2 separate regions of the Homo sapiens genome follow, and region 1 is linked to region 2. Evidence: chromatin contacts called from ENCODE Hi-C or POLR2A ChIA-PET data. All regions are on one chromosome and are shown on one strand. Each heading gives the region's core, a stretch centred on a gene start or an enhancer-like site at or near the end of the contact. The rest is flanking DNA. Distances are from core to core; before and after follow the strand shown.

Region 1 (7,495 bases), core at 1,414-3,913, 60 kb before region 2:
CACAAGAAGGGCTTTATATAAAAAATGTTGATATTGAACCATGATCTGAGGAATACGATTAACATAAGCAGCACTTTAGGAATAAAAATGAAAGAAAAAAGGAGAGATAATATTGTAATAAATTGTTAAGTCAAAAATGCAGGTCACAAAACAGTAAGTGTAGCACCACTTACTTTTGCTTTATACACACACTTGCTTGAGCTTGTGTGCACAGGAAGTTTGGTCAGTTCATAATTTATATCAAAATCTTAACAGTGATTATAACTGCTGGTGGTATAATGGTGGCATTTCACTCTCTCCTTAATATCTTTCTGAACTCTTTATAATGAGCATATAACATTTATAAGCAGAACAATGTGCAAATGTTTTTATTTCAGCAAACAAATAAATGCACAAAATGTATTTCATTCACCAAACTAATAAAATCCTAACAAAGCTCACTTCTTTCTATAAAGTCTGAGTTTCGTTTTCTTTCCTGACACGGCCTGGAAAATGCACTAGATTAATAGTGAGAAACACTTTTACAATTTGCAAACTGCCTCCAGGGTTTGTTCTTACAATGAACTGGTGAATTAGGTGAGGCAGAAACTTTCATAGAACTTGTATAGATGAGAAAACTGAAGTTCAAAGAGGACACAGACTTTTGCAAAAGTCACACGGGAAAACACTGGCAGAGTTTGGACTGAAACCTAGCTCTGATGCTTTAGGGAAAGGTGTGGTCCCATGAACCTGTCAAAGCACAGAAAACTCACACAGGCCTTTGGGAGGCTTGGAAAACTTCCTGAGGATATTAGCTGGTTTTGTGGTCAACAGTTTCAGGTTGAGGTCCCAGAATGGTGGGTTTTACCTTCAGAGAAATCATTTCCTTATTTCCTGGAAACGCAGCAGATAAGGTTGACCAGAGATGTTAATGTTCCCCAAGGCTTCTCGGATCTTTACTTTGTCCTTTGGGTAGATTCCTTTCTGGACTTCACTGGACAACTCTAGACCCAACCATAGGCACCCAGAAGTGGTGATCTATGGAAGCTCTGAATTTTCTATTTTTTGAATTTGAATATGAGTCATTGTAATGAACAGTGGATAGTGCTTTAGCATTTACAAAGCTCTCTCCTATCTCACATCTTACATAAACCTTGGCATTGTTAGCATCAATCTTACAGAAGACAAAACTGAGCCTCAGAGAGGTTTGGTGACATAGCAGATTCTGATGGTCAGGGACTCTGACTCCCAGCACTGTGTCTCCCGATCACAACTTCTCCAAGGTGCTGAGATGTCACCTCAGGGTTCTCCTGAGCTTCTCCTCCATATTCATCACCCAGAGCTAAATAGAATGAGCCTAAGAACTAAAGGTCTTTGATCTACCTGTGAATCCTAAAAGACTGCTGTTAATTCATTGTTTGTAAAGGGAGTGGCTCTAACTGAAAGCACCACAGGAGGTCCTTTTCCAGGATTCTTTCATCCCAGGGCCCTCCCAAATGCCTGTGTGGGTTTTCGGTGCTTTGATAAGTTCATTGGACCACACCTTTCCTAAAGCACCAGAGCTAGGTTTCAGTTTCAGCTTTGCCAGTGTTTTCCTGTGTGACCTTTGCAAAAGTCTGTGTCCTCTTTGCACTTCAGTTTTCTCATCTATACAAGTTCTGTGAAAGTTTCTGCCTCAACGAATTTGCCAGGTCATTGTAAGAACAAACCCTGGAGCCAGTTTGCAAATTGTAAAATTGTTTCTCACTCTTAATCTAGTGCACTTTCCAGGCAATGTCAGAAAAGAAAACAAGACCTAGACTATATAGAAAGAAGTGGGCTTTGTGGCCAGGCGCGGTGGCTCACGCCTGTAATCCCAGCACTTTGGGAGGCCGAGGCGGGCGGATCACGAGGTCAGGAGATCGACACTATCCTGGATAACACAGTGAAACCCCGTCCCTACTAAAAACACAAAAAATTAGCCGGGCGTGGTGGCGGGCACCTGTAGTCCCAGCTACTCAGGAGGCTGAGGCAGGAGAATGGCATGAACCCGGGAGGCGGAGCTTGCAGTGAGCCAAGATTGCACCACTGCACTCCAGCTTGGGCGACAGAGCGAGACTCCGTCTCAAAAAAAAAAATAAAAAAAAAGAAAGAAAGAAAGAAGGGGGCTTTGTTAGGCAGGGACAAAAAGAGGGAGTAGGTTTTCAAATCCCTGGCATGAAGGAGAAAACACACTTGTTGATGAGGAGCCAACAGAAGATTCACAAAAAAGAAGCTGGAGGAAGAGGAGTTGCGTAGAAGGAGAAGCACAACCAAGTGTTCCTTCTTAGGGTTTTGGAAGCTGGATGGAAAGAACGTATTTACCAAAGGTTACGAGAGGAATGCTGACCCTCTTCTGTGAGGTCCCTGTGTTTGATGTGTTTCCAGCTCTGATTTAGGCTTATGCTGTCCTTGCTGGGCCTTTGTGAAGTATCCAGCAAGGCTGGAACAAAGCACTTTATTGTAGTGCATGAAAAATATCTTTGCTGAAAGAGACAATGCCAAGGCTAGGGGGACTAAAATTAGACCTTCCGGTGTGTTTGACTTGGCAAGTTGTATGGCCTCCTCCACCTGCCTCCCTCCCAGCCGTGGGCCTTCTGAGAGCACAGGTAGCATGTGCTGAAGGAGAGGAAGTGCCGCTTCCTCTGGCACCCTGTGGGGATGACAAATGCTTCTGGGCCTGTGTCACTTTCACTTGGAGTAGTTATGTGAAGTGATACTCAGTTTGAAGGGACATGTTTCCACATCAGCTAATCTGCAAATAAGGATGAAACCATATTGAGTCTCCCCATTAACCTAATGTCCCTCCATGTTGAAACCAAAAGAAAACCTCAAAACAATCCTATGTTTGAACCTCACATTTACCTTTGTCTAAGAATTTAGAGCTTCACCTAGTAACCATGGCAGAATCCAAAGAGCCAGTTATCAGTGCCTTCCATCACACAGTGGAGTTGTGTTGTCTACAGCAAAGACCCGGGCCTTCTCATTAGACAAACAAGGTGAGATACTTGCTGAAGCACATCTACTAGCTGGGAAGGGAAATTTACTGAGTTTTTCTTATCCTGTTCATTCAACATTAAATTGTGTATATTAATAACTACCTCAAAATGTTAAATAAAATAATAAATCTATATGACCGATATTTTAGCAGTAATAACAACAGCTTATATGATCAAGTGCTCACTATGTGTTCATGGATTACCTCACTTCTTCTTTACAACCGTTTTATGAAGTAGATACCATTATATAGTCATATTACAGTTGAGGTGAATGAGGCTTACCGAGAAGGTTACACAACAAGAAAATGGTAGAGTTGGGATTTGAACCCTGACAGACCCTTAGCCATTGTAAACTATTCTGTCAGATTAGAGATGAGAAACAAAAAAGTACTTTTCTGTGACAAAAACCGTTATTTCCACATAAGAGCTCATCAGTCTCCCTTTTTCACCTGGGTGCTGCCTTTATGTAACATTTTTTTCCCCAAGTGAGGGAACTCTGGGGTCCCCTGAGGCTTGGTCAGTTATCTCACAGTTGCCTGCCCCTGGTCCCCAGGGCAGATGGGAGAGGACTTGGATGCTAAATAGAAGGGTAGCCATTGAAAGAACAGGGAATGTTTAGCCTGGAGAAACAAAGACTCAAGAGAGGACATTTGAGGTCTCCTCAAATACATGCAGAATTTATGGGCACAAAAATAGACATATAGATCAGCATAACAGAATGGAGAGTCTAGAAATAGATCCAGCTATACAGACTCACTTAATATATGATCAAGGAAGCTTTTCAGAACAAGGGGGAAATAGAGGAAATATAATTTATAAGTGACATAATCACCTCTTGATAGCAGTTCAATAAAAAAAGTAAGAACCATACCATATGCCATCTTTTAAAAAATCATTAACATTTGGAATCAAAAGTTCAATACAAAAACTATCAAAGAAAACTATCAGAAACTGAAAATATAGACAAAAGGTTAATAGCTATGTATGTGTATATAATGTCATGTGCCTCAGAGTGACGGTTCACTCAACAATGGACTATATATATGATGGTGGTCCCATAAAAGTATAATATATTTTTACTGTACATTTTCCATGTTTAGATATATTTAAATATACAAATACTATTGTGTTACAATTGCCTACAGTACTCAGTACAGTAACCTGCTGTACAGGCTTGTAGCCTATAGGCAGGTGTGTAGTAGGCTATGCCGTCTAGGTATGTGTAAGGACTCTCTATGATGTTTGCACAATGATACATTTCTCAGAACATGTTTCTGTCATTAAGTGATGCATGACTGTATTTGTATCTAAAGCAAATACCAGTTATTAAGGAAACCATCAGAGACAGAAGACAGAAATGATTAAAGAGTATGAATAGAAAAGAGTAAACACAAATAGTAAACTGATAGAAGTATGTTTAACCTGATTATTAAGGTCAAGATGGACTCTCTAAATAAAAGCAAAGACAGAAACTATAAAAGATAAGACTGATAGATATAACTACATAAAGATTCACAGTTTAGGGAATCTAAAAAAACAGAAAAAGTAAAAATAACAACATGGGACTATATATTCAACATACGTGTCTTTTAAGTATTAACATTGCTTAAAAATAAATGGGAAGAGGATTATGCTGGCAGGCTGAGCAATGAACATCAATAGAATATGAACAAAATATTAAATATCAATGGCCAAGTTTACACCTACAAATAATCAAATACAGCAAAACTGCATGTTAATATAACCCACCAGAAAACACTAGAAATAAATAATTAAATATAAACTTTTGATTCCAGGGGAAGGTATCTTAAAGAAATAACCCAAGAGGAAAAAGTTACATACAGACACATATTTATTGCATTTTCATTTTAATAATAGTAGAAACTCTAGCACTATAACCATTTCCCACTAGGGAAATGGATAGTAAATCATGGCACATTAACTGAGTGGAACATAAAATTGTGAATGCAATGTTGAAACATGGCAAATTACTTATGATACGCTAAGTGGAGAAAGCAGAGATGCAAAATTAAACACACTCTATAATTACAACTAGTTACTGCAAAAAATGAAGACAATTGTTTTCCTCTCTTGCTGCTTACAAATGAATAAAAAGTGTGGACTATATGCAGAAACCATGTTAAGTATCAGGATATGGAGATGAAAAAGAAATGGCTTATTTCCTATACAAACCAATGACCCAATGAGAGGGACAAATAATATGCAAAAAAATTTATTTTTAAGTTATAATAATGGAATGATAAGCATATTCCTATAATTTACAAGTTTCTATGGTAACAAGTGAATGTTAAATAGAGATCTCTTATAGGTTATCATATTAACTTATATATTAACATATGAGAACTTGTAAAGATATTTGTGAAATCGGGCCGGGCGCAGTGGCTCATGCCTATAATCCCAGCACTTTGGGAGGCCGAGGCAGGCAGATCACAAGGTCAGGAGTTCGAGACCAGCCTGGCCAACATGGTGAAACCCCGTCTCTACTAAAAATACAAAAAATTAGCCGGGCATGGTGGCGCATGCCTCTAATTCCAGCTACTCGGGAGTCTGAGGCAGGAGAATCGCTTGAACCTGGGAGGCGGAGGTTGCAGTGAGCAGAAATCATGCCACTGCACTCCAGCCTGGGCGACAGTGTGAGACTCCATCTCAAAAAAAAATAAAAAAAATAAAAAAAAAGATATTTGTGAAATCTACTTAATTTTCCCTATATAAGGTTGAGAAGGTTGAGGTCCAAAGAGAGTAAGTAGTCTAGAGTGACAAAGGTCGAACTACACTTAGAAAAACAACCAGGTTTCCTAACTCCCACTATTGTGTTATTTCAATTATTTTATGGACTGTCTTCAATGATTTAACCTTCAAATTATTCAGAGGTAGGTAGTCCCTTGTATTTTAAGCTAATGATGGATGCCCTTTTATTCTTATTTTCTCCTGACTTTAGGAATCTGAATTCCTCCTCTGCTTCCCTCCCGGGTTGGGAGGTGACCAGCAACCAGCCTGCATTTCTACCTTCCCAGTACCTGCAATCCAGAAGGAAGAGGTTCAGCTCTTGGCCATCTCCTACAAAAAGTTTAATAGGCTGGGCATGGTGGCTCATGCCTGTAATCCCAGCACTTTGGGAGGCAGGGCAGGTGGATTGCTTGAGTCCAGAAGCTTGAGACCAGCCTGGGTAACATGGTGAAACCCTGTCTCTACAAAAAATACATAGAAAAGAAGAGAAAAGAAAAGAGAGGAAGGAAGGAAAGAAGGGTAAGAAAGCAAGAAGGAAAGATTAGCTGGGCATGGTGGTGTGTGCCTGTAGTTCCAGCTACTTGGGAGGCTGAGGAAGGAGGATTGCTTGAGCCCAGGAGGTGGAGGCTGCAGTGAGCCGTGATCACAGCACTACACTCCAGGCTGGGGGACAGAGTGAGACCCTATCTCAAAAAACAAAGTTTGATAGCTTAGTTTTCATGAAATAACGAAGTCTTCCATAAGTGGCAAGGCTCTTTTCCACATCCAACCCAAAGATTACAGCATGGAAAATGAATGGGCAGAAGAGAAACAAACAAAGGAAAATCCCTGAGTATTCAGCTGGAGCCAGTGACTGGCAAGGATCCCAGGGTGTATGGACACCTTTATTAAACTACTTGTAAAATTCTATGGACTGTATTTGATTGCTTTTTTGAAAGGACTAACTTGAATACGCTCAAAGAATTTTCAGCTGGAATATTAGCTAAAATCTGAATAAGAAAGATGAAGGCAAGAGTTAAATTGGTGACTCATCTGAGAAAGCACAGTTTAAAATATTAGGGGGCAGACACTTCTGAAACCATGGTGCAGAAAGGAGCTTAGCTTTTGTGAAAGAACACAGTGGGTCAGGAAGGAGTGTTTCATGTGATGATAGGGCTAAAAGTGCTGTATTTTGGCCCATATATAATCATTCTCAGGGGTAGAGAAAAAGTTATCTGTTAACTGAACTCTGCTGACTTTTTGATAGAAATATAAAGATCAGGGTGGGGGGGGATCAAAGAAAGACATAGGATAGGATTTACCCAGAACCTACGGGTCAGTTATGACTTGCAGGAGAATAGAATGGGTGTCAGGACAAGCTTCGAAACTTGAAGTCAATGGAAATTACCAGATGCATGAGAAGTACAAAGAAAATGTGAAGTCAAATCCCAGTAAATGGCTTCCTTGCTGCTAAAGTTAGGTTGCTTGTACAAAACGCATGTTTGGCTTTTGAGAACTGCATTCAACCACAAAGCAACTGCTGCCAAGCAGAATCCTAGAATCACTGAACTGAGAGGGAACCAAAATATCCTAGCTTAGATAAACTCTTTCCTTTTCCAGATGAGAAACAGGTCTAGGGAAGACACAAGCTTTCTCTAAGTGTGTAGAAAATATCTGTGGCAGATCTTGTTCCAAAGCCTCATCTCCTGATTCCAAATCCAATATTCTCTTCAGTTGCCACTTTTACCCAAAGTCAATCAACAAAAACACCA
Region 2 (6,741 bases), core at 1,745-4,244:
TCTTACATGATTTATTAAAAGAAGTAAAAGGGAAAAACTGTCTTGTCATATTTCTGGTTCTACCATGAAACACAAATGATGCTAAAACCACTAATATTTGAAGTCCATTTTGAACTCCTATGGTGTTATAGCTCAGCATAGTTTTCATGTTAAATGTATTTCAACATGATTATAAAAGCAAGTCTCTAATGTATAAAACTAAAGCAAAATAACACAAAAACAAGAAACTTAAGGCACTTTCAAGACACCATGAATCCATTTGAGTTGGTAAATGAGTATTAACCATGGAGTCATTTCATTTCTTCTAATTAACTGAGGTACTTAGAGGCACTGGGGATACAAAAATTAATAAATCCTTGTCCTGATTAATGGAGCCTAGTGGAGGGGACATATAAACAACTCAATACAATAAAGACATTTTAAGTGTTCTACAGTTAGAAATAAATTGCTATAGGAAACAGATGACGATGCAAGTAATTCTGCCCAGGGATTGGCTACAGCAGGGAGGAGGAAGAGAAGCTTTCACCGTAGAGGTAACTTTTGAGTAGGGCCATTTAAGGCTTAATAAGAATTTGCCAGGAGGAGAAATGAAGGGCTTTGAGAACATACATAAAAGAGCAAGAAAATAAACATTCTGGTGTAGGCAGCATGGGGGCAAATTGTTTAAAAAAAAAAAAAGAAGCTGAAAGAGTTAAGTAGGACCTAGTAGTGAGGATGTGACATACTATGCTTAAGGACATTAGACTTGATATTGATATTGAGTAAATTTCTGATTTAACTCTAATAGGAGATTGTGTCATATCTTCAGTATGGGGTTTATCTCATGAACTCATTAATCCTTTTATTCATTCAGAGTTGAACTATAAGAAGACACCACGCTAAAAGAAATCAGATAGATGCTGTCTTTAAAGCTCAGTTTACTGTTACTAAGGAAGGTAAGAACTTCAAAGGAAGGGTTGGGTAAAGTGATATAGAAAAATATGACATTTGAAATGGGCTTTGAGGCATCAGTAAGATTCAGACAAGTCTTATTTATATTTTGATTATGATGAGTTGAAGACATAATTTTTTGCATTTCTCACTTATAACTGGTTCATTTTCTAGGTGGCATTTAAAAAAACAAAGGAAAAAACCCACATAAATAGTGGTTTCAATAGCCATTGTTTGAAATGGCAGTGGCCATTAGTATAATGTTTAAATAAGTAAATGCAAGAAAAGACTCTTTTTTTGGTCTTTATGGCTGTAAGTTTCTTCAGGATGGAGAAAATAACTATACATTTCTGTATCTTGGAGTCAAACAATTGTTGAGTTACATGTAATACTTCTGGGTTTTATTTGAATTTTAATCCTTAAACAATGTAGAGTTGTTAAATAATGATGTGATGGAGATATAAAAAATAATGTGCTCTTGGGCAAACTAGCAAGATGAAGAAATAATCAAATATCAAGTTACAGATCAATCTAGACTAGAAATCACAATCAATGGCATTTACTTTACAGATTTAAAAAGTCTTGGTCCTAATATCACACTAGCGCACCAATTATATACACCTTAGCTATACAAGTCACCCCTTATGGGCTAAAACAGAATGGATTAGAAAAGAATATAGATTTGTGGAAAATCTGGGATAGAAAAGCAATAGAACATAAGATACACAGAAGTAGAACTTGGAGAATTCACTGATGTGGAATCTGAACCACTGCCACATTCTTATTTATAGTGTTAATGAAGTGCTTCTGCTGCAAGGCTTTCTACAAACTTAAGTAAACATTTCTCTAGAGGAATTTACACTGAAGTAATCACAATGTATCTAAGAGTATTTAAAAAACATGAAACTGGTGAACATCTTATTACCTAAAGTAGAAGGCTAGTTATATATTGCCATCTATGCCATGGGAGGGTTCTGAAGTTAGGATTCTGGTTGCATGTTATTGTAGTTATTATAAATTTTAGCATAAAATGTAATATAAAACATACCAAGCTTGAAACAACCACCAAGGGAATCGAGGTGTTTATTACTGAGCACCAGTTACATGTTTCTTAAGAAACATGTATATAATAATAATAAACATTTTGAAAAACATTTTCTTCTTAATGATTATAGAATTCACAAAAACCAGAATTGACTGGAAATCATAAATGATTCTCAAAGCAGGAAAAAAAAAAACAAGAAATAGCGTCTAAAAATTTGTTAGTAGGTATGAGTCAGACCTGTATTATTATGTTTACACTAAATGGGGTAGTTCAAACATATAATATTTTATCTCTAAATAATTTTATCCACAATATTTGAGAAGAAATCCCCACAGCACATAGTAAACTATTTTTTTTTTAGTCTTAAGTGAAGAATAATAATTATCCGGATAATAATTTCCACACATTTTTTCCTCAGATAGACTGGTAAGTACTGGTGGCTTTTTTCCCCCAAACACACTTTATTAGTGAAGTGGAAATATTAATATGATCTTAAGTGACGCTGGAAGGATTAAAAAGTTTTTCCATACACAGAGAGATTTGGTCTGGTGCTGACAGAACTACACGATTTTACTGGAGAGTCACTCGAGCCGTTGTGGAGATGCCGTTTCTGAGGTAAACAAAATTTTAGAATTTAGAAAATAAAGTTGTTACCATTCACAAATTTTTTTTTTTTAAGTGAGAGGTTCTAACTTTTCCCCTTCGTTCTACCACAGGGAAAAAAGCATTTAGACTCTCTACAGTCGTGGCATTAGAAAAAGGCGCTAAAAATAGACAATGTAACGGCCCAGGGTGCTCCGACCTTCAGTGGTGAGACAACCGGGGCGCGTGGGTGGGGGCAGGGAGAGGAGGGACTGAGGGAGGCGGGGCGGGGCTGAGGCTGGGGCTGTGGAGGGGCGGATTCGGGGTGGGGCAAACCCTGAGATTAGGCTAAGGCCAGGTCTTGAGGGGCGGGTCAGGGGCGTGACCAGAGCGGCCCGGAACCGCCTATTAAGGGATTGGAGCCCCGCCGGGACTCGGACAGATCCTTTCCATTCGCTGTCATGTCTCTCCCTCAGCCCACGCCGCGGATGGCCGAGCTCAGAAAGCCTACCTCCTCTTTAACGCCTCCTGAGGACCCGGATTCCCAACCACCTAGTAGCAAGCGGCTCTGTCTTGAGGAGCCTGGAGGTGTCTTTAAGGCGGGCTGGCGACTGCCTCTGGTGCCTCGCTTGTCTGAGGCGGAAAAAGTCTGGGAGTTGTCCCCTAGACCCTTCAAGGGACTCCTTGTTTCAACGAATGCTATTTTCGATAACTCCACAGACTCGTGTGTGGAGAAATCAGTCAGTGGGAAGCAGATATGTAATCTGAAATGCTCAAATCTCAAATTCCAAATGAGTAGCTGTTTGCAGTCTCCCCCCTCACAAAGTCCTGATTCTGATTTGAGGGCTTCAGGAAGGTCTGAGGCAGGCCTGCATGACAGAGAGGCTTTCAGTGTGCACCGCAGTAATAGCTCCAAAGCAGGGGTTAGTCAACTTCTGCCCAGCACCTCTATACACGATATACATGGAATTAGAAATGAGAATCGAAAACAACAGTTTGTCCAAGGAAGAGACAATGTTCACAAAGAAAATCCATTTTTAGATGTTACCTTTTACAAGGAAACTAAATCACCATTTCATGAAATTAAGAACAGATGTAAAGCTAACAGTGTTGTGCCATCAAATAAAAGAGAAAATAACATTTCATCATCTGTACTAAAAATATCAAAATCTCAAAACCAGCCCAGCTTGGAAATTGCCAAACCTAGCTATTTTAGAGATAGCGGCACAATAAGTGTCCCTCAGTTTCCAATGGACTTAAATAGCAAAATGTCCTCTGTCTATTTAAAGGAAATAGCGAAGAAAAAGAATGACAAAAAAGAGGCATATGTTAGGGATTTCACAAACATTTACTGGTCCCAAAATAGACCTGATGTTAAGAAGCAAAAGTTACAGAATGATAAAAAAACTGTAGAAGCGGAAAACATTTTTTCCAAATGTTATGAAAATGACTACCCATCACTCAGTAGCCAAAATACTTGTAAGAGAAAAGACTTGATCAGTTCAAACTACTGTAACTGCAGTAGTATCCAGTGTAATGTAAGAGACTCTAGAAAGAATTTCGCTATACTAGAAAATGCAAATTGGGAGGAAGCAGAATGTCTGGACAGTTACGTACTTACCAGGCTGGAAAAATCTCAAAACTGGGACTGTAACGTTAGACATATTTTGAGAAGAAATAGAGGAAATTGTTGGATTATAAATAATTGCAAGACTAAATGTGAAAATATGAAAAAAACTGAAGAAAAATGGAATTGGCTATTATTATTAGAAATAGACCTTTTAAGCAAGGAAGATTACCACTGTGCAAAAGTCATCAATGCATATGAAGAACAATCAAAGCTTCTCGTAAGAGAAATATTAGGTAGTCAGACAGCTTTAATAACGACTGTTTGGCTAAATGGTAAAGGAGAAAATGATAATACTCTACAGTTGAGATACAATACTACACAAAAAGTCTTTCATGTGAACAACCCTTTTGAAAGTTTCATTATAGAAATTTTTTATTTCCATAAAAGTATTTCAGGAAATAAAAAAGATAATAGTATTTTAACCTGCTGTAACATTTTGAAGTGTAAAAAGCAAATTGGTATAATTGGTATTCAAAATCTAATAACCAGAAACATGAATACAAATATAAAGAATGGAATTTTAAGCATATATTTACAAGATAGTGTTTCAGAACCTTTAGATATTCTATTGAAAACTAACATAGCTTTTTTGCTCAATAACTTTGACTCTTTAACAAGAATTGAAAATGATTTTGAATTAGAAGAGGAATGCATTTTCAAGTGCATGCTTTATTTGAAGTATCCAAAAAATATAGTGGAAAATCATACTGCATATCTAGTAAAGATTTTAACTTCTTCAAGACTATTAGAAGATAATATGAAACCTATGTTAAAGAAAAGGAAGTTATTTAGAACTGAACAAGTTTTTGAAAAGTCTAAGAAAAAACTCATTAATTCCTTCAGTATGACAACTCAAAATACAGGTTTTCCGATTTTTGAAACATATGAAAAAATTCCCCTTTTAATGGACTTTGATGACATGGATGAAATTTCTTTAATAAGAGAAATTACTTGTCAGAATATGAGTTGTCCTCAACAAGTTGTGAATGTGGAAAATTGGGCTCACTATAATTCTAGTACTGTTAAAGCACATGGTAATTCTTGTCCTCAATTTATACAGAACAACCGAGGATACATTAATGAAAATTTTTATGAAGTAAATATGCACAGCCAAGATTTAAATATGGAAAGAAAACAGGGACATAATAAGATCAGTAACTTTGACTGTGAGCACATATTTGAAGATCTCTGCAATGTTAGGCAACAGGCCATACCAGCAAGCCACAACATAATACATAATGAAGAGACCCATACCACTTCTATAACTCAAGTACTAAATTTTTGGAACTTGCTAAGTGAAATAGAAGAAAAAAAATATGACTTAATTTTGAAAGAGGAAGTAAAAGTCACAGCTGAAAGTTTAACAAATAGTTGCCAAGTTCACAAAGATACTAAGATAGAAAAGGAAGAGAAAGATAGTTTTTTTCCAATGGATGACATGTTTTCTGTACAGTCAGTTTCATTAATAAGTAAGGAAGTAAATGTGGAAGAAAATAAATATGTTAATCAAAATTATGTAACAAATACAAATGAATATGAGAGTATTTTGCCAGAAAGGGAGATAGCTAATTCAAAGGATTTTCACAGAAAGAATGACTCTGCATTATATATTAATCATCAATTTGAAACTGGTCTGAGTGAAGGGAATGATGAATGTTTTCAGGACTTAGCTGCTAAATATTTATCAACAGAAGCTCTGACAATAGTAAAAGATTTTGAGATGAAGAGAAAATTTGACTTAGTACTTGAAGAACTTCGTATGTTTCATGAAATTAGTAGGGAAAATGAACTTCTAAGCACTGTGGAAACAAACAATGGGCAAGAAAATTACTTTGGAGAAAATGATGCTGAGAAGGTAAAAATGGAGATAGAAAAAGATTTGAAAATGGTTGTGGTCAACAAAATACGTGCATCTTCCTCGTTCCATGATACTATAGCAGGTCCTAATATGGGCAAAAGTCACCAAAGTTTATTTAAATGGAAAACTGTACCCAATAATGGAGAACAGGAAGTTCCTAATGAGAGTTGTTATCCAAGTAGATCAGAGGAAGAATTACTTTACTCTACTTCTGAGAAAGGTATGAAATTCATTTTAGAACATTATTTCTCATGCTAGAAAAATTACTGCTTTTTTCTGTGTAGGCCAAATGTATAATTTTGACAACAAAGAAGGAAGGTAGAGATAAAATGCAAGACAATGTTTATTGATGCACACTATTTTCTTTCTTTTTTTTTTTTTCCAGCAAGAAGCCATAGCTTTATTTATGATAGAAACAATACAAATTTCAAAGCAAGCTGCAGTTACTCCTTGGAAACACCAAGAAAAAAAAAAAAGGTGTTTTCATACAGTTACATTGTTAATTCCACAATAGCATTTACCACATATCATTACTTGTACTTCAGGGCTCAGACTGCCTTTGCTCTCGACACATTTGCTTCTGGCATGACCAATTCTATGTCCTTAACTTCTTTTTTTTGAGACAGAGTCGAGCTCTGTGGCCCAGGCTGGAGTGCAGTGGCACAATCTCGGCTCACTGTAACCTCTGCCTCCTGG

What was found. Hi-C counts contacts between places; a loop is a spot of excess contacts on that map. ChIA-PET counts read pairs that join two places held with the same protein, here RNA polymerase II (POLR2A). Pooled maps may share reads with other maps.
Region 1: a loop to region 2 is called in a map of Right ventricle myocardium inferior, with 2.5 times the contacts of the local background. The contact joins the enhancer-like site here to the promoter of RAD51AP2 in region 2. A Hi-C loop is called at or near these places in 1 of 168 maps with a recorded cell type or tissue (Right ventricle myocardium inferior), 3 of 37 single-sample maps with no recorded cell type and 4 of 50 pooled maps. POLR2A ChIA-PET finds 5 or more read pairs at or near these places in 2 of 52 experiments (MCF 10A and common myeloid progenitor, CD34-positive).

The regions. Positions count from the first base shown.
Region 1 is chr2:17,573,724-17,581,218 of GRCh38, reverse strand. All of the region lies in intron 1 of VSNL1 (visinin like 1), which reads right to left. Among named protein-coding and RNA genes, the nearest start is that of VSNL1, 37 kb to the right of the region's middle. RefSeq lists an enhancer at 874-1,643. Within about 2 kb of position 2,663, at least 5 of the 41 ENCODE cell types and tissues checked have a DNase peak (open chromatin) inside an H3K27ac peak, as active enhancers do.
Region 2 is chr2:17,514,693-17,521,433 of GRCh38, reverse strand. RAD51AP2 (RAD51 associated protein 2) reads left to right here and starts at 2,994. Exons shown (of 3, transcript NM_001099218.3): 1 at 2,994-6,265. The coding sequence starts at 3,019. It also overlaps the pseudogene LOC101928149. RefSeq lists a silencer at 2,722-2,971 and enhancers at 2,733-3,282, 2,267-3,466.